3 separate regions of the Homo sapiens genome follow, and all the other regions are linked to region 3. The links are chromatin loops, found by intact Hi-C in ENCODE. Cell type or tissue: PC-3. All regions are shown on one strand.

Region 1 (8,000 bases), 320 kb after region 3:
AAAAAAAAGATAAAGAAAATATGGGGAATGGAATATTATTCAGCCTTAAAAACAGGGAAATCCTGCCACTTGAGACAACATGGATAAAGCTGTAGGACATTATGCTAAGTGAAATTAGCCAGGCACAAAAAGACAATGCTAGCTATGGCTTAAATGTATGCCCCCCGAGGTCATGTGTTGGAAAACTAATCCTCAGTGCAACAGTATTGGTAGCTGGGACCTTTAAGAGGTAATTAGGTTGTGAAGCTCTGTCCTCATGAATGGATTGATGCCCATATTGTGGGAGTGCACTAACTATCAAGGGAGTGGGTCCCTGGCAAAAGGATGAGTTTAGCTTCCTCTCTCTGGAGCACACTCTCTTACTCTTCTGCCTTCTTCCATGGGATGACACTGCAATAGGATCCTCATCAGATGGTGAGCAGATGCTGGTGCCATGCTCTTGGACTTCCCAGCCTCCAGTACTGTGAGCCAAATAATTTCTTTTCTTTATAAATCACTCTGTCTTTGGCCTTCTGTTATAGCAATGCAAAGCGATTAAGACAGACTAACACTGCATGCTGTCATTTATATGTGGAATCTAAAAATGACAAACTCATAGAAGTAGAGAGTAGAATGGTGGTTACCAGGGGCCAAAAGTGGAATGAAGAGATGTTGGTTAAAGGGCACAAAATTTCACTAGGACAGGATGACTAAATTCTGGAGATCTATTGTACAGCATGGTGTCTGTCATTAATAATAATGTATTGCCTACTTGAAAATTGCTAAAGAAGTAAACCATAAACGCTCTTACCACACACACAAAAAAAAGTTTGGGAGGTAATGCATGTGTTAGTTTGATGTAATCATTTACAATGCCTGCATGTGTCAAAACATCACTTTGTACATCACAACTATCTAAAATTTTATGTGTCAATTATATCTTAATAAATCTGGAGGAAAAAGGTTTGGCTTTTAAAGAAAAACCTAGTAATTTAAAACTCACCCACCATAGATCTTCACCTGAACTTTTTACGTAGCAGTGGAGGGGCTGGATAGATATTATCATATGATTCAGAATTTTAAGTACCGAAGCGGACTTTCTCATTTAACCAACTCCTTCGTTTTACAGTTCCGCTGAGAGATACTTGAGCAAGGATCCTCTACAAACTAGTGGCAGAGTGCTAGAGTTGGTTACCTAACTTCATTTAGGTAACCAACTAACTTCATTTAGTTGGTTACCTAACTTCAGTGCTAGAGTTGAAGTTACCTAACTTCATTTAGTTTTATTCCAAGACATTACAAGGGACATGTCACCAGCTCTGGGCTAGACCTGATGGTGAAGACAAGCTCAATCTTGATGGGTACCTACCTGATATCTATGTGTCATACTCGGTGCCAAGCACATTTCAAAGTACCAGGGCTATAATGATGAGCAAAACTCAACATAGTGCTTTGTCTCATGGAGGGTCCAATTTTATCTTCCTGCCTTCAATAAGTTTGCAGTGTTTTGAGGAAGCTAAAATATATAACTACAAAGCACGCAGAGGATGGCCAATAGGAAAGTGCTCTTTTAAATAAGATAGGGTGCTGAATGAGAGAGGAGTGCTTTAGGAAGCCAGGACCGGGAGCACAAAGGATCAGTAATTAATATTATTTTCTGCCCAAGCCAGGGCATAAGCTGCGCTCTGGGTCAGGTCAAAGCCTCAACGCACAAAGAGTAGGAAGCCTCCAACCCACGGCAAGCTTTGGGATCCCAGAGTGCGCCGGGTTAGAGAACCGGAGCGGAGGCGCCAGCGATTCCATGGGGGTCGTGGCAACTGCGGTGGTGGTGGCGCATCGGGTCTGTCCGCAGCCGGCAGCGGTGCAGAGCGGTGGGGAGAGCGGAGCCTGGGCCCCCAGCAGCTCCCGGCCCCGCGCTGGGTGCTGCTGGCGGTCGCGCCAGGTAGCTGAGACTCCAGCGCCCGCCTGCGCGGCGGCGACTGGCTCAGCACCCGCGGCCACCCCTGCCTGCGCAGCCTACGCCTGCCCCGCCGCGGCCCGACTTGGCTGGAGTTGGGGTCCTGAGCTCCAGCCCCGACAGCTGCCAAAGCAGAGCCCCTCGCTGCCACCTCGGGTCCGGGACCCCCTCTCTGCCGCTATGGCTCCCGGGATGGCAAAAGTTGGCGCCGGCGGTGGCTCCCCAGGTGCTCCTCAGCTGCGCAGCGCTCTGGGTCCTCCGCATCCGGGCGTCTGCGGCGGCGGCTTCTGCTGCTCCTCTGTACCAAAGCCCCGAGCCCCGGGGGCTTTGTCACTTGGGACATCGAGATGAGGTTCTTTCCACTTCTTGGCCTCTTCCTGTGCGCCCCCTATACCAAGCGGGCCAGGGCGAAGACATGAACCGGATCCTTGAGAGTGCCTGGAGCTCAAGAGAGAAACCCCGGCAAAGCTACCCATTTGCAGCTGGGGAGCTGAAGCCAATCAGCGTCACATTTGCTCCGACAGGCGACTCTCTGCACATCTAAGCCTTGGTCCACTATTCTGGTCACAAAAGCAGCAGGAATAGAAGAGAGGTGATGGGGTTGGAGGCAAGTGAATGAAAGGAGAAAAGAGTTAAAGCCCACTGGGTGATCCTAACGTGAATGTGGATTGATGGGGCTTTTGGACTGGGAGGTACCGCACAGGAGCCTTTGCCCATTTTTCCCACTGAAGCGATGTTTCCTTCTGCAATATCTACCTCCATCCCACCGAATCTTTTCCAAACCCCAATCCTAAAAAAATTTCGAAGTGAGCAATATGACTTGTCTCCCTGCTCACATTGGGTATATGTTGTTGAAGACCAGGTAGAGCTGGGTGTAACAAAGAAAAATGGAGATGAAAGAGTTAAATTTTGGCAGGCGGGCATTCTTCCTAGGGACTTTCCTTTTACTTGCTAGACTTTCTGGTGGGCTCATGTTAGACCAAAAAGGCTTGTATATTTAGGGTAATTAGGTAGGGGAGCCCCGCCCCTTATTCCTTCTTCCCTGACAAGGGAGAATTTCAATGGACGATCAATGTCATTAGAGTAGTCCTTGTTTCTGGGCACTGACCAAATGCGAGCTATGGGGAGAGAACTCCCTCTCACAGCAATGGGGAGTGTGGTCAGACCTGGCACTTTCCAGCCTATGGATGAATTATTGATCTTTGGCGTGATCGGTCCTAGGAAGATAAAATATCCCAGTGACAGCAACTCCATTTCCCCCCATTTCTTGATTCCACCAGTGAAGAGCACAAATAAAGACTAAGCCCTCTTCCGGATTTATGGAGAGAGAAGAGGGATTGTGGCATTACAGGAGGCTGAAACTGAGGGAGTGGGTGCCAGTGGGCTTCAGCTAGACAAAGAGTATGTGAAAGGCAGCAGTCTTTGGCCCTTTCAAGGGAGGTTTTAGGTTTTTGAGAAAATGCATCTTGTAAACCAAAGAGAACTGTTATAATTTAAGCTGATCCTGGAAACTTTAACATCCTAACAAAAAAAAAAAGGCTTGTCTGCAGTAGCTGAGGACCATTTTTATAATGTCTCATTCTCCAGGTAATGAGAACATTAACACCTAGGAAGGATACCTTTCATGGTGTTTTAGGTTGGCAGAAACATTGCCAGAGAGGTGTCGTTTTTAGTTGTGCTCATTGTCAGCTTATAATGAAATTTGTGGACATTTAAAATTATGGCTTGCTTTTTCTGAATCCTTTTGGTTCCCAGGCATAGACTGCATTAAGACAAATCATAATAGCAGTTCTGACACCACTGGTTAATTTTGCCTATTTTGAACTTCATGTAAATATGTACTATTTTGGCTATTGACCTCTTTGTGCAAATTATGTTTGTGAGATTCATTTGCAGCTATCCTTTTAACAAGCAAATAGATCTGGAAAAGAGTAATGCATTTATGAATATTTATTTTATTTTGGTTGTAACTTGTTGGCATGGTGTAACAGAAATAAAATGTCAACAATATTTTGTCAAACTCCTATCGTGCACCCAGTCTCTGTGTTGGGTACTGGGGAGACATAGATGATAACAGTAGAAAAGTTTTGCTGTGGGGGTTCTCAGTCTAATATGAGTGTCTTATTAACCAAAGACCATTACATTGTGATGAATGTTACAGAATGAATGTACAAAAGTGATAAGAATGCAGAGCAAGTTTGGGCTCACATTCCCCAGGGCATTGTCACACAGGAGGTAAATATGTACTGATCTTTAAGGATCAGCAACAGCTCATCATATAGAAACTCGAGATGGAAGCTGGGAGGTTGTTACAGGAAATCCTGTGTTCAAGTTGGCTCTGTCAACAAACCTTGAGTTGTGATCTCTGAATTCAGGTTTCTTCTCTGTCCTTGGGAGATGTCCTGCACTATCTGTCCTCACAGGTCTCTGGATGAGCTATCATGAGATGTGGTTATGATGACATCTCCTGCTAATGGCTGCATACAGAGGTAGCTGTCATATTAACTATGAGCAGATTCATCAGTTCTTATTGCACACAACCTATGTGCCAGAAACTGTTCAGAGAGTGGCACCAAGATTGGAAGATGTGGCTCTGCCACTGAGGGTATATTTCTATCTTGTGCTTTTTTGCCTTTCCTGCGAGAGCCTGATGGTTTGTGTGAGAAGCTGAAAGAGTTAGAAAACCTCCAAGGATGGGAAGTGAGTACAGAGCACAAATATCTCCGGTAACATTAGTTTGCAGAAGTATGGCAGGAGATGGGGACGGGTGAAGCAAATACAGCTAAATAGTCCAACAGCCAAAGCAGAGTGGTTTGGAGGAGATTATGGGATCTTTAGCTGAATAGTGAGCGGGTTAAAATCCTGACTTCAAGTTCTGTAGCCATTGAACAAATTAATGCTCCTGAGTAAGTCAGTTATCCCCCGAAGCCAAATGGGACCTTGTAGTTATTAATTCAACAATGTTTGAAAATAACCCGACATTGTTTTTTACTAGCTTATTTAACCATAGGTGCTGAGTGAAGACCATGTAGGTGCTTTGGGTGCTGCTGTGATAGTCAGGACAAGGCTACTGGTTTTGCAGAGATTCTTTTGTAGGGACAGAAAATAACTTAAAGATGAACTTGGGACTCCTAGTTATACGGGTTAATCAATAGAAGTGTTGATAGCAAAGAAAGATGTTGAGAAGATGAAATGAGGTGTTGCAGGATTGATGAGGAGAAATACAAAGCACACCAAGAAATTTCCTGCTCAGTCAGTGTTCTGTGATACAGCAGGAGTAGTATTAAATCTCAGATGACAGTTTGGAAGATGTTTAAATTCCCACTTTAGCTGTTCTAATGCTTGGATACAGAATGTAGTAATTCTAGAAAGTTCACACAACTGAGAATGGTATTTGTAGCTTATGACTCTCTAGCTTACCTTGCTGTTCAGATCTACAGAAACATGTGGCTAGACCCAGAGATGGAAGCCTTTTTGACTGACAGGGGTCAGAGTTTATTATTTGTTGGAAAACCTTAGCAGCCTCGGTGAAATATTCTGTTACCTCAAGGTGCATGGAGTTGTTTGTGTTCAGAGAACATCAAAGTGTGCCTCCCACAGAGTCATTACAATGTGAAGGGAATTTTGTGGAGCTCTTGTTGAGAAACTCTTAGGAACTTGGAAGTTCTGTAATATCACTTCTGAGCCCAATGCCTACCAGTGGATCTACTATGATTTTGGTCTGTCTTACCATGTCAACAAATAAAAGCAGTGGAAAACTGGCTTTGAAAAGTGGTTAGAGTATTTAGTAAAGATCATAGTTTCTGACCATTCAGATGTCAGGCCATAGAGGTTGGAATTAGTACACCTGAGCCCTCTGACAGTGTTTTTCCTCAACTGTAGTTTCCTACACCAACTTTGCTAGGATACTGGATGGTGAAATTGAGGAGGGAGGGAGAAGAGACAGGCAGGCTGGAAAACACATGACTTCTCATCTCGTCTAACTCCATGATCCTTCCCTTCTTGAAAACCATTTTCACAGCTAGGATTTGTGTAAGTGTCCTGTTTAAAATCACTGAAATGAAAGCTTTCATTGAAATAATCACAGTCTGAATAGGCTGTCACTTTTTGTAATCTCTCTAAATCTCATCAAGTAATAGTAGTTTTGCTGTGTTAGAATCCAAGGTGCTGTGTCTTTAGTTTCAACCTGGATTCTACATAGTTAAATTCTTTATTCCTCTTAGTTGGATAGGTTTTAGATGGCTCACCCTCTCTGGCCTGATTCATATCATGGTTAGTTTCAGGGAAAGATAAAAGAAAAAAAAAATAGTACTTTGGTGAGTAGCACTGTTCCGTTGAGCTGAGCTATCAGTGGTATAACCAGATCTCTCCTTAGAAAATAAGTTAAGAACCAGATTCATGTTCATCTTCTAGGGTAATGGAGATAAGAAAAGTGACTTGCCAGTCTTTAACAAACTATATTCTGTGGGACATTAGTAGGTGTTACATGAAACAATAGATGTATTTTTATTGTGGTAGTTGTTTGGACAACATTGGGTTAAACAATGCTTACTTGTTCTCCATTACCTATCATAGATTTTAGTATTCTAATGCTCAATGAGCATTTTCAAATTTATATAAAAATGTGAATTCCCCTTGGCCTCCAGCATTTGCTAGACAAGTCTTGTGTGGAACCCATTTGAAAAGGTCTGGATTATTTTCATGTGTGGGTTTCAAATTAATACATGATTTGGGGACACATTTCTCACTTTTTGAGGAAGACATTATAGAGGGCCATAACCCAATTTTAAACATTTCACTTTTGTGTCCCTGTGAGAAATACTTTTTGTATGGCTGGATTAGGGGACAGAATCAAGGGTGAATGTTCTATGGAGACATTATCTGTCTCAGATGCCACCCCAGCAAGTCTTTGTGTCTGTTCTCCTTTTCTTTGCTGGCACACCATGGTTTGTATTTGAGGGTGAGGAGTGGAGTGACAGTAACAATTGGCACTGTGTCCTTTGCCGTATATTAATTTTCCTAGTCTCCCTTGTAGGTAAGGGTGGCCTTGTGCCCTAGCGGCCAATGAGACAAAAGACAAGCTCTGCTGGGGTAGCCAACAGAGGGAGAAGGGAGACAAACATTTTCTGAAAAGTTTGGAAAAGCTCCCTAATAGCTTATAGTTGCTATAAATAAAACCATCAATGAACCTAAGCAAATTTCTCTAGTCTTATGGTTCAGAAAAGGATAATTCCTGAGAGGTTTGGAAAATGCAAATAGGTCCACAGTTAAATGTTATCTATCTACCTAATTATTCTACTTATGTAACCTATATGTATGTATATATTCACCTACATAGTTACTTATCTTCCCAACCTACTCAGCACTCCAAAAAGGATAATTCCTTTACTGGACCATAAAACTAGAGACATTTACTTAGGCTCATAGATGGTTTTATTTATATTTCTTATTAGGAAGCAGTCTTTTGCCTTGAATGTGCTTGGAGCGGTGGCTGCCCTCTTGTGATGATAAAGGCACAGATGTAAGAATGAGGATGGCAGAACGAATGGACACAAAGAACTTGGATTTTTGAGATGTTATTGAGCTGTTGCACTGAGTTACTTTTTTCAAATTCCTTATTAAGTAAACAAAATATAACTTTATTATTTAAGCCCTTTTTAATAAGCTTTTTCAAAGTTAACTTGTGGTGAACACATTCTTATTGATACATATTTTATTTCTGATATATGCCTTCATCTTATTGTATTTCTCTGTTGTCTGCTGTTGAACTGTGGGTGGCTCAAGGAAGCCAGGACATATCTTGGAATGTTTTGAACGGCATCTGAGCATGCTCATAACTTTTTATTGACTGCAAAAGTAATATCTTGACCTGCTTTGAATTACTTTTCTCTTTTGCTTTGCTCAAGCAGAACAGGAACTTCTATGAATATATGCCCATGTTCCTCACTGGCACCTGAGGCGGGCTGTGTTTATTAAAAATTAAGTCATATACTATTTATATACAGTTAATAAATTAGGATTGTTATTCACTGTACAAAGGTAATTACTGTTGAATTAAACTGTG
Region 2 (8,000 bases), 340 kb after region 3:
TACAGACACATTTTTTAATAATCATCCTGTGGAACTCTTTAGTTCAGAAATTTCATTTAGAGGACTGATACATTTGTTCTGAGTCATTCCATGCTATATAAGAGTGCAAGGAGAAAGCTGTGCATAAATTTTCAGGACAGTGCCTGGCTCTCATTTCTGAAAGAACTAATGTGGTGTCATAGTCTATAAACTGGGGGTACTGGGTAGTTAGTGATAGAAAATATTGCTCAAGAGATTGGTGCCTGAGCACAGAGAATAGGATTGGAACACAGGAGGGGAACTAGAAGCCATACAATAGTGTCAGAGTAACAAGGAGTGTGGCTAGAGAGTGAAGGAGCTTAGTGGTCAGCACTGAACCTTGCCTTTCTAGAAATCCTAATAAGAAGAATGGGCTGGTCTTAGTTAAGCTTCACTAGATTTGGGGAGGAGAACAAGGGAAAGGGGTGAAAATGAATATTTTTTTTTTCTGCTAGAAGCCTAGTTTAGCATAGAGTTAGAGCAGAACTGAATCTGCAGGTGGGAGACCCGTGGGCTTAGTGGTGGTGGATTAAAGAGATGAAAAGCAAAGGAAGTCAGGCAGAGGGGCTGGACTTCTCTTTCCACCAGACATACTGCATTACTGTGTGAGTTCCTTTGCCGTTATCTATACTGAGATAGAAAGCAGACTGTAGGCTCATAGGCATGTTTGCATGGTCAAGGGTTTCAAGAAAAAAGGAAATATTGGGTGGATTTAATATATTTAGATGGTTATCATTATATAATAGTAAAATAATAAACTTAATCATGATTAGCATTTATTAACTACTTCTGCATGATGCTCACTGTGCTAAAAGCTTTAAATTAATTATATCCTTTCTACAAGGCTATGAAGTTTTTAGTACAGAAATTCCTGTTTATACATAAAGAAACTAAGGCCTGAAGAGGTAAAATAATTTCCCATGGACAGACAGCTACTGAGTAGCACAGTCACAATCCAAACTAGACAACCTGAATTCAAAATCTATATACTTAATCTCCAGCCTCTGCTATTACCCCATTGATGATATTGCTGATAGCCAGTTGATGCCCCAGGTTTATCAGGTGCAGATTCTGAGGTGTGAGTTTTGGTTTTGCTTTATTTTTTCAACTTCAGCTGCATGATAAGGATTAGCCTTGAACCCAATATCTTGTTGTTTTCTAACAGTACAGCTGTTGCCCTGTGGTTTGGGGTTGTGTAAAATTCTCTGACTTTTATGAATAAGTCTAATGTGCTGGGTATCTTGCCCAAAGTCCAGCTGGCATGACGCTACTCAGTCTATTAGGCTAAGCTGCTCCCCATGATGGATAAACTATGGTCCTAGCTTATGACTTTGGTAAGCAAGCGTGGTGAAAGTTCAGACTATTCAAGCTGTGGATCACTGTGGAACTTTACCATGGCTGATACTGAGTAATCATGATTTCCCTTAGGAAATCTCTTCACCCTCTTCCTTAATGAAAATGGGTTTGTTGAGATCACTTATCTTCTGACATGCCATCCACTTCAGTACCAGTTATTCTGGGAAAATTTTTATTTTAAATAATTACTCCTCTGTGCACTTATCCAACTGGCTTCTAAAATTCATTACCAATGGTCAACATCAGATCATAGCAGATAATAAAAGGGAATCTCTTACTTTATAATTCAGTTGGTAAAATGAATAGAGCATAAATGAGCGTAGAACATAAACTTGGTTTTTCTGGGGTAGAAATGACATGTCTGTCATGATGAGGATGTAATCTTGGTGCTTCTTAGGAAACTGGGACTTTAGAAATGAGTTTAGTAACTATAAATCGGCTGTCACTTTAAAATAATTCCCAGAAAATGGTTGTAATTGTATTCACTTGATATAAAAAATTCTTAGAATATGGTAATCTTTAAAATTTTATGGTATTTCTTTGTTGAAGTAGAATTTAGGAATTACTATAAGCCAAAAAATATTAGATACTTCTACACTTCCATCCAATTGCATAGAATGTCACTTACACTGAAAAATATGTTCTAATACATTTTGCTTCAAATCTTTGTTTTCTCCAGCTTGAGATATAATTGAAAAATAAAAATTGTATAGATTAAAGGCAAAAAACATGATGATGTGGTATACATATACATATTACCACAATCAAATTAATCGACATATCTATCACCATGCTTTTTAAGTAAATAATACAATATTAGTAACTATAATTACCATGTTGTACATTAGATCTATAGAATTTATTTGGCTTATAACTGAAAGTTTGTATCCTTTGTCCAATATTTTTCCGTTCCCTGCCCCCACATGCTGGGCCAGCCCCTGATAGTCACCTACTAATCACTTTATGTTTCTGTAAATTAGACTTTCTAGATTCCACACACAATTGAGATCATATGGTATTTGTCTTTCTGTGAATTTGGAAAAAGAAAATTATTTACTGAGTAAATAACTGAAATTAATTACATAGCCTGTCTCATTCTAAAACTTATTTTTTTTTGCTTTTTCCCATTATATGTTATACTGTATCTGACATAAAGTAAATAAATTTATATCACGTTTGTAATAACTTACATTCTGCCTACTTTCTAAACAGAAACAGGTGTGGTGTAGAAATTTGAATAAGCAGGAAGAACAGGGTGAGAATGTGTCAGTTGAATAGATTTAATTTGGAGTTTCTAAATACCACATGATACAAAGCAAACTTTAGGATGACTAAACTTCCCAGCAGGTTTCACAGGGGAAAGGTCTAATAGTCATTTCTCTTTTAATCACCATACCTTTTTAAGACATTCATAGAGAAAGATCCTGCCTTGATATCAACCGTTTAAACCACCCGGGACAGTTTTTCTACCACTTTGTCACAAGTGGCCACATTCATATAGAAGTCAGACCATTCATTTCTTGACTTTTAGAAACTCTTGAGAGTGGAGATTGTGAGTTTCCAATTTTGATTCTTTAGTACTTGGCATAAAACCTGAAAAAATAGTTGTTAAGTACTGGGTGCTTCAGCCCATGGATTTCTGCAGACTCAGTAGTCTTTCAATTCCCAAAGATGAGCTTGTCCCTCTTTCCTCGCTTACATTCTAAAAAGCCCCCAGAAACACTTGCCTGATGTTAAGGATGGCCTGCACTTTCTTTCCTGCCATATTTGCTACCTCGCTCCAAGGGCTTATGAAACCTGCTTAGACAGTCATTTCAGTATTTGTTCATTCTAAATTCTGTGGAGTACTTCCTTAGCTCTGGCCTTAAACTTACTGCTGTGCCTCACTTTTCCTGGCTTTTAGTCTAGCACTTGATTTTCTTTACTTAACATTCGTTTTATGGGAATAGAACTTACTTCAGAACTTTTGTTCTCTCTCTTGCCTTCTTAAGACTGAAGTCATTGGAACCTCCTTTTCCGGAGCTTTCTGGTGAGTAGGTTTGAGTCATTGCAGGAATGTAGGTTTGCTTTGGAGAGAAACTAATGTTTGCTTCTGGAGGTCTGGCTGAAATGCACTCACTCTGGGCAGTGTTCCTGGTGGCTGCCTGATCGTTGGAATATTATACTTGCTTTTACAGTCTTTTTCTCATTCACAAATAGGGCCTGTTATATCAAGGTTACTTTCAGTTCCCTCATTTCCACCCCAACATAGCTTTGTTTTACACGATAAGCTTTTGTTTTTTTTAAACTTGCATGAATATAAAGATTTCACCCTACAACTTTACCCTCTCCATTAACCTATTCCCATTCTCCCTGCCTTCCCATCAGAACTATTTCTGTGTGGGTGTTTGCTGACTCTGCCCTCACTCTTGCCTATAGGTGCGTATGGATGAGAATATTTCTGCTGATAAGACAATGACTTTGAGATGATGATTTGTCATCAAGGTCTTCATAACATTTCATCTTGACTGTAGAGACTCACTGAATATCATCTGAGCCTCTGCTGTGGTTGCTGCCCATACAATAAAAATGAATATTATTATCACCTGAATAAAATGGTACATATGTAATGATCTCAAAAGGCCTTGAAGGTGAATAGCCTTTGAAGAAAGGGACAAGGTCATTTTGAGTTAATATGGAATATTAAGTATATCATTGCTGAATTTGGAAAAAGAAAATCATTTCAGTCCAAGATAGACATTGAAGAAAGTTTGTTTAAAAAGGCAGGTCACGTATTCTACTGCAAGCTCACTGCTAACAAGGTTAGAGTTAATAGATTGTTGATCCATTTAGTGTTTAGTAGCAGGCTAATTTTTTCATCAGCTATGCAGTTGGGCATTTGTCTGTTTCAGAGGCCAGTCCAATAAACACCTTTCATTTGATATTACTTTCTAATGTCTTGAAGCACATGCCTTGGATGCAGTAAATTCTGTGCATTGCTACAGTCACCATGGGGCATTGATATTCCTGCCATTTTAAGCACTCTTTTTTTCTGAGGTTTACTTTTCTCTGTCCCTCAGGAGACTGGTAAATCCTTTCTAGTGTGGAAAGGCTTGGGCTTGCAGGCATGGAGATAAGGGTGGAATTTGATTGTATCGTCCCATGCTAACATTTGCTCCACTTGACTAAGGTTCTGATTATGTGGGATTTTATTCAATATTGTGATGAGGAACTTGAAATAGTACTTTGCCAGTTATCTTCCTGGTGCCCAAGAACTTCTAATCTTTGAATAATAACAGAGAAATCTTGTGATAGTACTTAAGCCTTGAAGTCCTTGAATTTTGAAGAAGAAAATACTAGACTTAGAAAGAACGGACATTAAACTCCAAGATACATGGATGTGTGTGTGCACACGTGCATCTGTATGTGTGCACATGTGCATGTGTATGTGTGCATTCTAGGTTTCAGTGAAATTAAAGCCATGTTATTTTTTCCCTGATTTCTATTGATAAATAATTGAAAATCTTTTTAGTAAATGAAATGAAGATGCTTAATCTGCTGCATCTCCTATGGGGATCTAACACTCTTGAAAGGCAGCATAGTGCAGAGTTTGAAAGTATAAACCTTGCAGGCAGGAGCCTGTGTTAAAATATTGCCTCTGCCACCAGGGAGCTGTGAAACCTTGAATAAGACACTAGATAACTCTGGTTCTGTGTTGTTTTCTGGAAAATATGGAAAAATAATAGTTTTGTTCATAGAGATTTCAGAGAATTAAATGAGGTATTATATGAAAAATGTTTAAAACAGTGCTTGGATAACTCCTTGGGAAAATGTCAGGCTTTTGCTTCTAGGGCTAGATATTTTTATTGCTATCAGCCTAATATTTACTTCTTTTCACTGTATCCCCCTTGATTTAAATGATTTCTTCCCCCTTTTCTAACTTTACTGCTTTCTTGTCTGAATTCAGTGATTATAAGTGGCACTTATAGTTTTTTTACCCCAACAATTGTTAGCAGAAAGGTATAAAGACACAGTTACAAGCAGAGATTGTCACCCTATTTGGTTCCTGTGGCTGGATTTCATTAAGTCATTCAACTAACATTTAGTGGATTTTTTCTTTGGGCTAAATACTGATGTAGGTTTGGGAATATAAAAGTGAAATATGCAACACTTAAATTTGACCATTATTAAATTCAAAGAGTTTATAATCTAGTTTGAAAGATCATAATTGGTATGTTGTCATCTATAAGAGACTTTGGAGACAAATAAAGTCACATTAATGTTTAATGTTGAAATCATAATGAAGGTGATATCCACTTGCTTGTTAGTCCTCAGCCTTCACTTTCTGGCCTTAAGAATCTCCTCACTTAATTTTAAAAGTCCAAATGGGGTCTGTCACACTTGCCACCCACATATTCCTGCATTTCTGAGTACTCTTTCCAATGAACCAGAGCATTAATTCAAATGATGCCTTTTTGTTTTACCCAAACAATTTACACTCAGAATGTCAGGATACATTGATTGTAAGTTGTGATTCCTGCCCCTGATAGGGACCCTCTAACCTGCTTATGACAAGGACTCTTCATTTCTCTGCCCTGTTCCCTCTCCACCCAAATTGTTCCTCTTTTCCTTGTGTGTCTGCTGAAATGGTGAGGAAGGCAGAGTCTGTTATCTTATACAGAGGATGGTGGTTTCTGGAGTTTTGAGAAATCAGAAGTATGGAATGAACAGAAGGTTATGGAATTGAGGGAATCCAGAAAACCTTCCCAGGAGATGGCAGCACCGTGTTGAATAATGTAAAATGTCAAGGAAAATCCCTTGACTCTGGGTGGCAACAATGCCACCCTGTTGGAATTATGTCAGGCAGTGATATTTTTACACGGTACCATTTGAGTCTTACATTTTTCCCATAACTTAATTATCTATGCAGTAGTGGAACAATTAGGATATGATTTGTGTATGGAATCACAGAGGGATTAATGTGACATTTGGCAACTGTGGTGCAGATCATAACACACAGATCTTTTTCCTGCTTAAGGAGTAGTTATCTCTGCTACAGAAGAGACTTGGGAGAAGAACCTGTCTCTGCAATTCCAAGATACCTTCATCACCCTTGAAACAGCTCATACACCTCATTCCATGGTTTTCAGGCTCCTCTTCATTGTCTCAGGCTTCCTGTGGAGCAAATCTTAGTCTGCTAGATGCCAGATGAGTTGGGGCTTAAAAAGCACTTGATGTAACCTCAGCTACCACCTCACTATCACTTAGGACCTGTGAGCAGCAATCCCCTATGGCCGGTGGCTCCAAAATACTGCTTTCTTTTACATCGTTCATGGAAGATAAAGATGGGCAAGCAAACTAGTCATTACTGCCATTAGGAAATAGGCTTTCAAGCCAAAAATAAAGGGGGCTATTAGAACAGTGCATTTTTCTGGGTATCCATTTCAGACGAGTCTGGATAAAGCCTTGCAGACATTACTATAGGGAACAATTTCACATTATCTCTAGGGCTGGATCAGGTGACCTGTCTGTAATGGGCCCTTTTTTCACTCTACTCTCTTCAAAAATCCTATTGTGATGGAAATGGCCTGGCCAAATCTGCTTCAATTGCAGCCAGACTTCAAAAGCCATTTTTGTAACTGCTTTTTATGAAAGTATTTAAAGGTGTAATCTCCAGATAAATTTCTCCATTTATCTCCCTTATAGAAATAGAAATTATTAATAAGAAAGAAATAATTAGTCCAATGTATCCCTTATACATGCCATTATGAAATCTTGCCTACCTTGGATGTTTTAAATACATTCTGCATGTTTCCATAATTATAAATACCCTCCTGTCTCTTTTTTTCCTGCTAAGAAAAAAATATCTCTAGAAAGCACTTATCGAAGGCTTATAATCAAATGTGCAAATAATATGCTTAGAGAACATTAAAATAGCTCTAATAGGTTGGCAATTCATTTTTTTCATTATATATGATGAAAAACTTGAATAGCAGTTTTTCTTAATGCTTTTACCATAAAGAATAAAATTCCACACTAATGTAATTCTAAAATTTAGTGTTGCCTGTACTTTTCATAAAACAAATGAACAGGACAGCTCTTGTGTAGGAGAGAGCCTGGGCTCAGTAAGACGTGAGGGACTAGACAATCTGAAATACTTTCCTCCTCTTTTAGAACTGGCAGGAAACCAAGCTCCTTCTTCTCCTCTCTTGGATTTAATAAAGAATATATTTCTGTAAAATAATGAATCTCTTTAAAAATGCTGTTGAAGAGTCTGTGGGACTCTTGATTTGGAATAGAGCCATTTCTCTTTGTTCCTATGGGTCACTGTGTCAAGTTTCAATGATCTAGAGATATGTTAAGCAAGGTAATGAGTTCTCCAGGGTCCTTGAAGCAATAGGACTAGGCATCAGCTCTAGTTCTTTCTCAGCTGGGCGTGATCTGCTCATGTTGGCAGTATCCAAACTAGCCTAAGTACCATGCAGAGCAGCTCAGAGTCCTCCCTCTTTGAAGCAGTAAGGTTAATATGTACAGCACTGTGAGGACAGGGCAAAATAACACTGAGTTGCATCTATTTGATGAAAGCCAAAGAAGAGCCCAGGGAATTTTGAGCAAATCTTGATTATGTTTACTCGCGGAACTATAGT
Region 3 (8,000 bases):
AAGAAGGACTGAAATAGATGTTAATCTGTGCTTTGCTACTACCTGGCCAAATGACCTTGAACGAGTCATCTTAACTTTTGTGATCACTGTTTCTTCATCTATAAAATGAAAAGATTACAATAAATGGACCAACTTGAAGGCCCTTATTGGCTCTAACATTCTAGGGAGACATAACACACAAACCTCAAATGCTAACAGAAGAATGGAACTTTTCTAGTCCAATGGGGAATTTGGACATGACTAATGTAAAGATCATTAGAAGTTGGAATAATTATGACATGATCCCCTTCATGAAAAGAAGTCTCATGCATGGGGTTACTGTGTGCAAAGCTATTACACAAGGCAAGAAGAAGGGAAAACAGCAGGAAAGCAAAAAAAAAAAAAAAAGGACTTAATCTATACAGTAAGCATAGAGTAGTGCTAAGCACTTGGTAGACATTATCTTATGATTTTCACAACTCCAAGGTAGATATTATAATCTTCACTTGGTAGATGAGAAAAATGAGGACTAGGAAGGTTAAATAAATTGCCTAAGGTGGCCAGGCATGGCAGCTCACGCCTGTAATCCCAGTACTTTGGGAGGCCGAGGTGGGTGTATCGTGAGGTCAGGAGCTCCAGGCCAGCCTGGCCAACCCCGTCTCTACTAAAAATACAAAACCCGTTTCTACTAAAAATACAAAAATTAGCCAGGCATGGTGGTGGGCACCTGTAATCCCAGCTACTCAGGAGGCTGAGGCAGGAGAATCGCCTGAACTCAGGAGGCGGAGGTTGCGGTGAGCTGAGATCATGCCATTGCACTCCAGCCTGGGCGACAAGAGCAAGACTCCATCTAAAAAAAAAAAAAAATGCCTAAGGTTGAGTACATTGCCTAAAATTATAAGATACACCAAAAGCAAGTTGTTTATATCAGATTCAAATTCAAATCTTTCTGATTCCAAAGTTTCTACTCCTGAACTCTATTAAAAACAACAACAACAACAACAAAGCTGTATTTAAAACATGACAAAAAATCAAGAAGAAATTCCACTCCCCCATACTTGGATTTACTGCGGATGTTAATGCAAGTGATTCTACAAAGGATTCAGACTGATAGTCAATAGGAGAGAAATGCTGCCTCATTTTTTAGAGTATGGGAGGCTCCTGAAGGAGATGGTCTTCTGAGAGCCTTTTCAAGTTTCCATTATTATTGCTGAAGTTGAGATGGAAGGAGCTGGAACCCTTCCAGAAAAGGGAAAATTGTCAGGTACCAAGAATCCAGGGAAGCCTCTCTGTGCCTCTCACATGTCTGCTTTGTTCTGTTCACCTGCTTTATTTCTCTATGTCTACAGATGGGCTCTCTTTGCCGGTAGTCACATGGTAGAAGGGGCTATGCCACAGCTATCCAGATCACATCCACAGAGGTAACTTCTGATGTCTATCCCCATCAAAAGAATTCCCATTTGTCCAGCTTGGGCAATAGACTGTGGTAATTACTACTGTTGGTCCCAAAGAATTATATATCCATAGTATTTGCATTGCCTCTTGGTGGATAGATGGCAGTGAAGAGACTGTTATAGGATGTTGGGAGAATGGTAATTCATGTGCTGGCAAACATTTTGTGAAACTATTGCCTGTGGAATATGGAAAACAGAAAGTGTTCTAAATGAACTTGAGCATCAGGTTAGTCAGTTGGAAGCAGAATTTGAAAGTATGAGCCAGTCGCTACATGTACATTTGATAAAGTAGTACAAGAAAGGGATTAGCTCCAGGAAAGAAGGTTTATGAACAGTTTCAGATGAATATAGAGATTCCAGAGATTCTGGACTTTCGTGGTTGGAAAATGAAACTGCTACTGTCTCAAAGGCATGGCCATTAGACCACAGCCTTAGGACTGAGACCCCATTCAGAGCACTGCCATCAAGAAACAGTATCAGAGCAAATAAAAGTCACAGGCTTTGTTAACACTTCTGAAAAGATCGTGGGGTTACTGAGTAGAGAAAAGGCATTGTGAGAAATATTAGGGATGTTGTCCCATCCAAGCCCCACAGAGCAGATGCTTCCCGTACCCCACCCAGATTCCCTCGACCAGGCTGATACACTTAGGCCTCAGCTGCTGCAGGTGCTGGCTGCTAATGGCTCACACCTGTGCTCTTACATACATCCTTGCCCTTAGCAGACTCAACGGGTCCTGACCTCCCTTTGGCCTAATGCCTCACCATCCACTGGCCTTTCCACAAATAATTCCCAATGATTTCAAACTTAGATTAAGAATCAGAATTTTAAATGGAAGCCTAAAGCAGCGCTAGAAGTAAAATGGTCACTAAAGTATAGAAAAGTGGTCCTGCTTTATGTACATATTGAATATATGAAATCCCAGAACTATGTCATAGTTCTACAGCGTTTAAGCAACTTCACTCCATGTGATGTAGATAAAAATAATACTCAAGTTGCAGGCATCATCCTTTCCCCCATTTTCCCTGATATTTTTGCTGAAGTTTGAATGAGAATAGGAAAAGTGCCGAATACTACATTATACAGAAGACTTATGAGAAAGCTAGCTCACAAAGCCCCAGTGACTATAACAAAAGGCAACTGATAAGAATAGCAAGAAAGGGGAGTCATTACTGCCCAAAATATCTTGACAGGTGAATGTGGCTGACCTTCTGATGTAGAGCTCTGAAAATTGTAAAAATTGTGAAAATTGTAAAAATGTGCAGCTCTATTCAATCTGAAGTAGCAGCTTTTTTAAGTTCTGATTATGACACAGGCTCCGTGGCTCTATCTCTGCATTTCTTCCAGTAGCAACTGATGTGGAGGAAGGCCATTGCTCCCAGGAATGCCTTAAGAAAGGACTGCCCAGGGCCATCTCAATCTGGCCCTGAGTATCCATGTTCTCCAGCCTCCTATCTCATGACTTTCCCCCCAGGTACCATCTTCACTCCTGTCTTGGTTCACTTCCTAGTGGGCCATGAGTGCACTATACCACGCCATTTGCCCATCTTGTCTGTGGTCAAATCATTCTTTAGTTCCAGAGATATGTAATTTAATTATTATTATTTTTGAGACAGTCTTGTTGTGTCACCCAGGCTGGAGTGCAGTGGCGTGATCTCGGCTTACTGCAACCTCCACCTCCTGGGTTCAAGCAATTCTGGTGCCTCAGCCTCCCAAGTAGCTGGGATTACAGGCGTGTACCACCACGCCCAGCTAATTTTTGTATTTGTAGTAGAGACGAGGTTTTGCCATGTTCGCCAGGCTCTTCTTAAACTGCTGACCTCGAGGCCTGCCTCAGCCTCCCAAAGTTCTGGGATTATAGGCCTAATTTAGTTCTTTAAGTGAAGCAAAGTGATCCCTCTTCTGAGCTCTCTTGAAATATTGCATGCACATTACAGCTTTTCTGATGGCTTTGCATTGCATGTAAGATAAAATAATCCTGTCCCTGGCTTGCAGTGTCCTGAATTATCTGCTTTGGCTTCCTTTTCATGCATCCTTTCATGATTTGCTCCCATGTCTCACAAAGCTGTAGCTGGCTTTTTTCCATTTCTCTAAAGCACAGAAGCCCCAGGGCCTTTGTCTATCCCTTTCTCTTAACCTAGAACTGGTCTATTTCTATTTTTCATTTGTTTAATTTCTACTTATTCTTCTGACAGCTAATGACACTTAGATGCAGCCTTGCAGAGTGGTTAGTAGTATGGACTTCATAGGCAAAATGACTGGATTTATATCTGACGTCTACCACTTACAATGTTTGAGAAATTTAATTTCTCCAAGTACCATCATAAAATTAAACAGAGCAATTAGATAGAAAAATCCCAAGCCCCCCAAATCTATGATAAACATTTACAATAATTGATAAGGTATCTCCATGAAAGCTAAATATGAGTAGGTAGGGACAAACCACTGATCCTTCAAGACCTGAATGGTATCAAAGCTGTACTGGTGAAAGCAAAGGAAAACAATGGGGTATCTAATGTATGTCACAGTCCCCCAGTCAATCAGACAGGTTTTCACTGGAAACCTCAGAGGGCCAACCTGAGAGCAACTGCCAAACTCAGAATTTTGCAGACTCTGCTAGCAGTGTGTGCAAGTGGTCAGATCTGAAGGGGCCTGAGAGTCTGGACCTTGCGAATGCTTTAAACTAACCAGACAAAACTCCCTTTTAAGACAAAGCTCCACAGTGAGTAGGAACTGCTTGGAGTAAGATTCAAAGTGAGCAGTACGGGGTCAATAGAGATAAAGAAAAAACAAAGTTTACATGAAAGGAGGGGAGGAGTCCAGAGCTAGGAGATTGTCAGGAAGGAAAACATATCATGAACACTTCACAAGAAGAGCAGAAGAGGGAGCTCTAGAGCCATGAAGATAGGAAGGAAAATAACCAAATTTCATATAAAAATGAGCAACAAAAAGGATATAAAATTCCATAAAAACATGTCAAAAATTAAAAAACAGAAATAAGGAGTGCAACAACATTCCAACAAACAATTAAAATGTGCCAGAAGAAACGTGTTTACAAAACTGATGGGAACACATTCTCAAGTGTAGAAAGAAAACGGGAGGAGGAGCTTGCCAGCATGGAGATGCGTCTGCTAGAGAAGGCGTTCTGGGAAGGGGATCACGAAGGAAGCTGTGGGTCTTTTCTAATCCTTTCCCTCATGGAGAAGCAGGCAGACCAAGCTGGGTCCCATGTTGGCCAGAGGTTTAGTTCCAAGAAAGTAACTGGCAGCCATCACCATGCAAGAGAATGCAGAGCAGGGAGCATGATCTTGCATGGATGATGGAGCCAAGACTCTAGACTAGAGCAAAGAGCATAAGAGCTGAGCAGAGTTCAACCAGGTCATAAACCAAGCAGCGCAACAGCCAACAGGAAGTGATTCAGGAAGGTGTCCACAAATGGCTTTGAAACCGTTTCAACCTCCATTGAGTGGTCAACCTATGTGCAGCCTTCAGACACATCAAGCTGGTTTAAAGTTACAGAGTGTGTGACAACATCCATGGATAGATTAATACCTAAAAAGGAGGGAGGGTATTTTGGAGCAGAGCAAGGATGCCAGCATAGCGAAGTTTTAGGATTTGGAATGGGTAAACTAGCCTAATGAGGTTGGTCTATAGCAGAGGTCTCTGCTCTGAGCACCACCTCATATCCTTCCATCTCACTCACTCTAGATCTCCCACTTTAGAAATTACACAGCCTCGTTGTGACTTTCAATCCTCTACCCTATTACTTTTCTGTATTCTCACTATGCTCAGGTCTTTCTTTTTCTTCTCACCCATGTAGGTTCCTTGGTTCTTTCTGTTCACTCACTTGCAAACCTCATGGATGTCAGCCCCTCATTCCATTGTACTCAAAGAGCAACACTGACTCTGGCAAACCTCTCCATAGGTCTATCATTGCCCAATATCTTTTTCCAGCCCTAACGTTTCCTAGCAATTCCATCTGCTTTCCTGACATTTCCACTTGGATATTTAAAAGACATCTCAATTCTAACTTATCAAAACAACATTGACTTCTCCCCCTCGGCTACTTTTTCCAATCTTTTTCATGTCAATAAACAACACTGCATTTACTAATTAGCCAAGCCCAATCCTAGTTCTTCTCTGTCCCTCAAGAACCACATTTAATCTATCAGTATATTGTGTGGTGTCATTTGCTGAGTCCATTTAATCTATCAGTGTATTGTGTGGAACATACACTGAATCCATTGACCCCTCTGTACCTCCACAAAACATCCCTGGCACAACAGTAGCCTTCCAACATCTTCTAAAGTTGCCTTCTACCTATGTCCATTTGCAAACAGTAGCTGGAGTACTCAATTAGAGTATAGATCAATATAGATCATGTCACTCCCCTGTGTAAAATCCTCCTGTGTTTTCTGATTGTGCTCAGAATAAAATCCTGAATGAAGCTTTCATGCACCTGACTAATCTGGCCAGTTTGCCTCTCTGGCCTACTTATCCCTCCTCCCATTATAGCCTGGTCATACCGGTCCTCTTGGGACAGCTGGAAACTGTCATATGTGTTCTGACATGAGGACCTTTAGGACAAAGAAGGAATGAATCATACTTGCTGTGAAGGAGTAGCGTATGGTGCTGGGGAACCTCTAGTAGGGAGGCCTGACCTCATCTGAGGAGGCAGGGAGGCTGAGATGTGAAGACTAAGCTGGACTGGTGACTATGTGCAGAGCTGCAGAAGAAAGTACCAGATGGAAGGAAGAGTGTGTGCAAAAGCCCTGTGTCTGATGGGATGGTAGTATGTTTGAGCAGGGAGATGAGTGTCACAAGTAGTAGAATATGTCAGAGATCTGGGCAGAGGCCACATCCTTTAGGGTGTTAAAGGCCGTATCAAGGATGCTTTCACTGGGTCCAGCCTACTCATAAGACTGGCTGTCACTAATATTCCACTCTTAGCAATTCATTCTTTAGACTTAGGGCTTGATCCTAACTGAAATGTAAAAATACAGAGAGGAGGACATTCCAATGATATCTGGGTATAAATGATGTCTTTGTGAGTAGATCGAAAGTGGGGTGGCAGGAGGAAAGATGCTTTCTCTTTTGAGAGCCCTGAGGGAAAGACACAAAAATTCTTGGGGCTACTTCTCAATTTCATCCACAGAAGCCCTTGTAGGAATGCCTCAGTGGGAGCAGGAGAACTAAATGTCTTCCAGTTGCTCCAGAGGGCAAGGAACTCACAGATAGAACCTGTGGGTCAGGAAACAGTGGACTCAGAGCTGCCTCTGTGTGGTAAGAAGAACTAGCAGGAGCTCAAACCAGTGTGACATGAAATGTCTGGGCGTTTCTATTTTCAGAACTCACAGGAGAGAGGAAACAGGTATCCCTTAGAGCTCATGAGCATTTGAAAATAAGAATGACATTAGATTTGGGCCAAGTTAGCTGATCTGATGAGCAATTACAGACACATTATGATTCTAGGCAACTTCCTCTCACTCCCTTTGCTTCTTTGATTAGTAAATATTTGCCTTCTTTTTTCTTCTTTGGTTGCATCTGTCTTTCACTTGCTCTCCTGTTTTTGCTTCACTCTCGATCCTGCCTTTCCTCTTATTTTGCAAGTGGAATAGCTAAGCAGCTGCTCACTCTATGTTTCCAAAACCCCAGCTTGACCACCAGCCTTTAATCTCCAAATCTTATTTCTGGCCACAGATAGAAGACTCATGGATTCATGCGTGCACCCCCATCTACTGCAGGAATAGTTGAAAGCTTCTCCCTTTAAGACAGATCTCTCTTGTCCTCCTATTTTCCCCTATGTGAATCTATTTTCCAAAACTCAGCTCCTTTTTAGGCCTTAGAGCTTTTGAGTCAATGACAAAATTTCTTTCTGTTCCCTGAAAACCAATGCCAGAAAGAGGCTGTCCCAAGTGCCCTTGGCTCAGACTCTCCAGTCCAGTGAGATGGGCTGGCAGGAGGCTGACAGCTTCCTTTAATGGGCAGGATGTATTTTCTAGTGATTGATCACTTCCTCCATAAATTATGGATATCTCTGCTGAGGCCAATGAGTTATCAAGAAGCCGTTTGAGCAATAAATCCCTTCTCTACCATTCTATGGGCAGTATAGTACTGGCATTGTTCAAGTCACACAGAAATACAAGGCTTTGCAGGAATGATACTTTCCTAAAAAGCAAATTTTCACTTGTTAAAGCCTTGCAGGGAAGGCTTTGAGGGGACATGCAACTTTAGTCTGGGCAGCCTTGCTTCCCTCAACTCATTTAGGAGGGAGGCCTGGCTGGGATCATAGCAGGCTTGATTTGAACGAAGTGTATGATTTGAAATGAATGACTTTTGGTTCGTTGTTATTTTTTGGCAAAAGGGTATTTATTTGTGGGCTGATGCAGGAGGGATGGGAAAGAGAGAGACTAGGTAGCAGAGGGTTAGGGGAGATCACAAGGGAGTTATTGTAATGGGGACTCTGTAAGACTACAGCCTCAAGCAATTTCCCTTTGGGACCTAGGAGAACAAATGTGGCATGGAATTGAAAATAGATCATTTTCTCCATTTTTGCAGAACCCTTTCGG

The links. A loop is a pair of places that touch in the nucleus more often than their neighbours do. Peaks named below come from ENCODE experiments on the same cell type or tissue, not always from the same donor. Only the 100,000 strongest peaks of a DNase experiment are listed, where the experiment ranks them.
Region 1: a loop joins it to region 3, with 5 times the contacts of the local background. A loop is called at or near these places in 4 of 110 quality-filtered maps.
Region 2: a loop joins it to region 3, with 5 times the contacts of the local background. A loop is called at or near these places in 3 of 110 quality-filtered maps.

What each region holds. Positions count from the first base shown.
Region 1 is chr10:109,451,066-109,459,065 of GRCh38, reverse strand. No RefSeq gene overlaps it. Among named protein-coding and RNA genes, the nearest start is that of XPNPEP1, 470 kb to the left of the region's middle. In PC-3, no CTCF peak of the experiment used is centred here; a DNase peak (open chromatin) is centred at 4,175.
Region 2 is chr10:109,425,750-109,433,749 of GRCh38, reverse strand. No RefSeq gene overlaps it. Among named protein-coding and RNA genes, the nearest start is that of XPNPEP1, 490 kb to the left of the region's middle. In PC-3, a CTCF peak has its summit at 6,122 (motif pointing right); DNase peaks (open chromatin) are centred at 2,719 and 3,409; H3K4me3 peaks cover 574 bases; H3K27ac peaks cover 2,890 bases.
Region 3 is chr10:109,770,327-109,778,326 of GRCh38, reverse strand. No RefSeq gene overlaps it. Among named protein-coding and RNA genes, the nearest start is that of XPNPEP1, 150 kb to the left of the region's middle. In PC-3, a CTCF peak has its summit at 4,323 (motif pointing right); no DNase peak of the experiment used is centred here.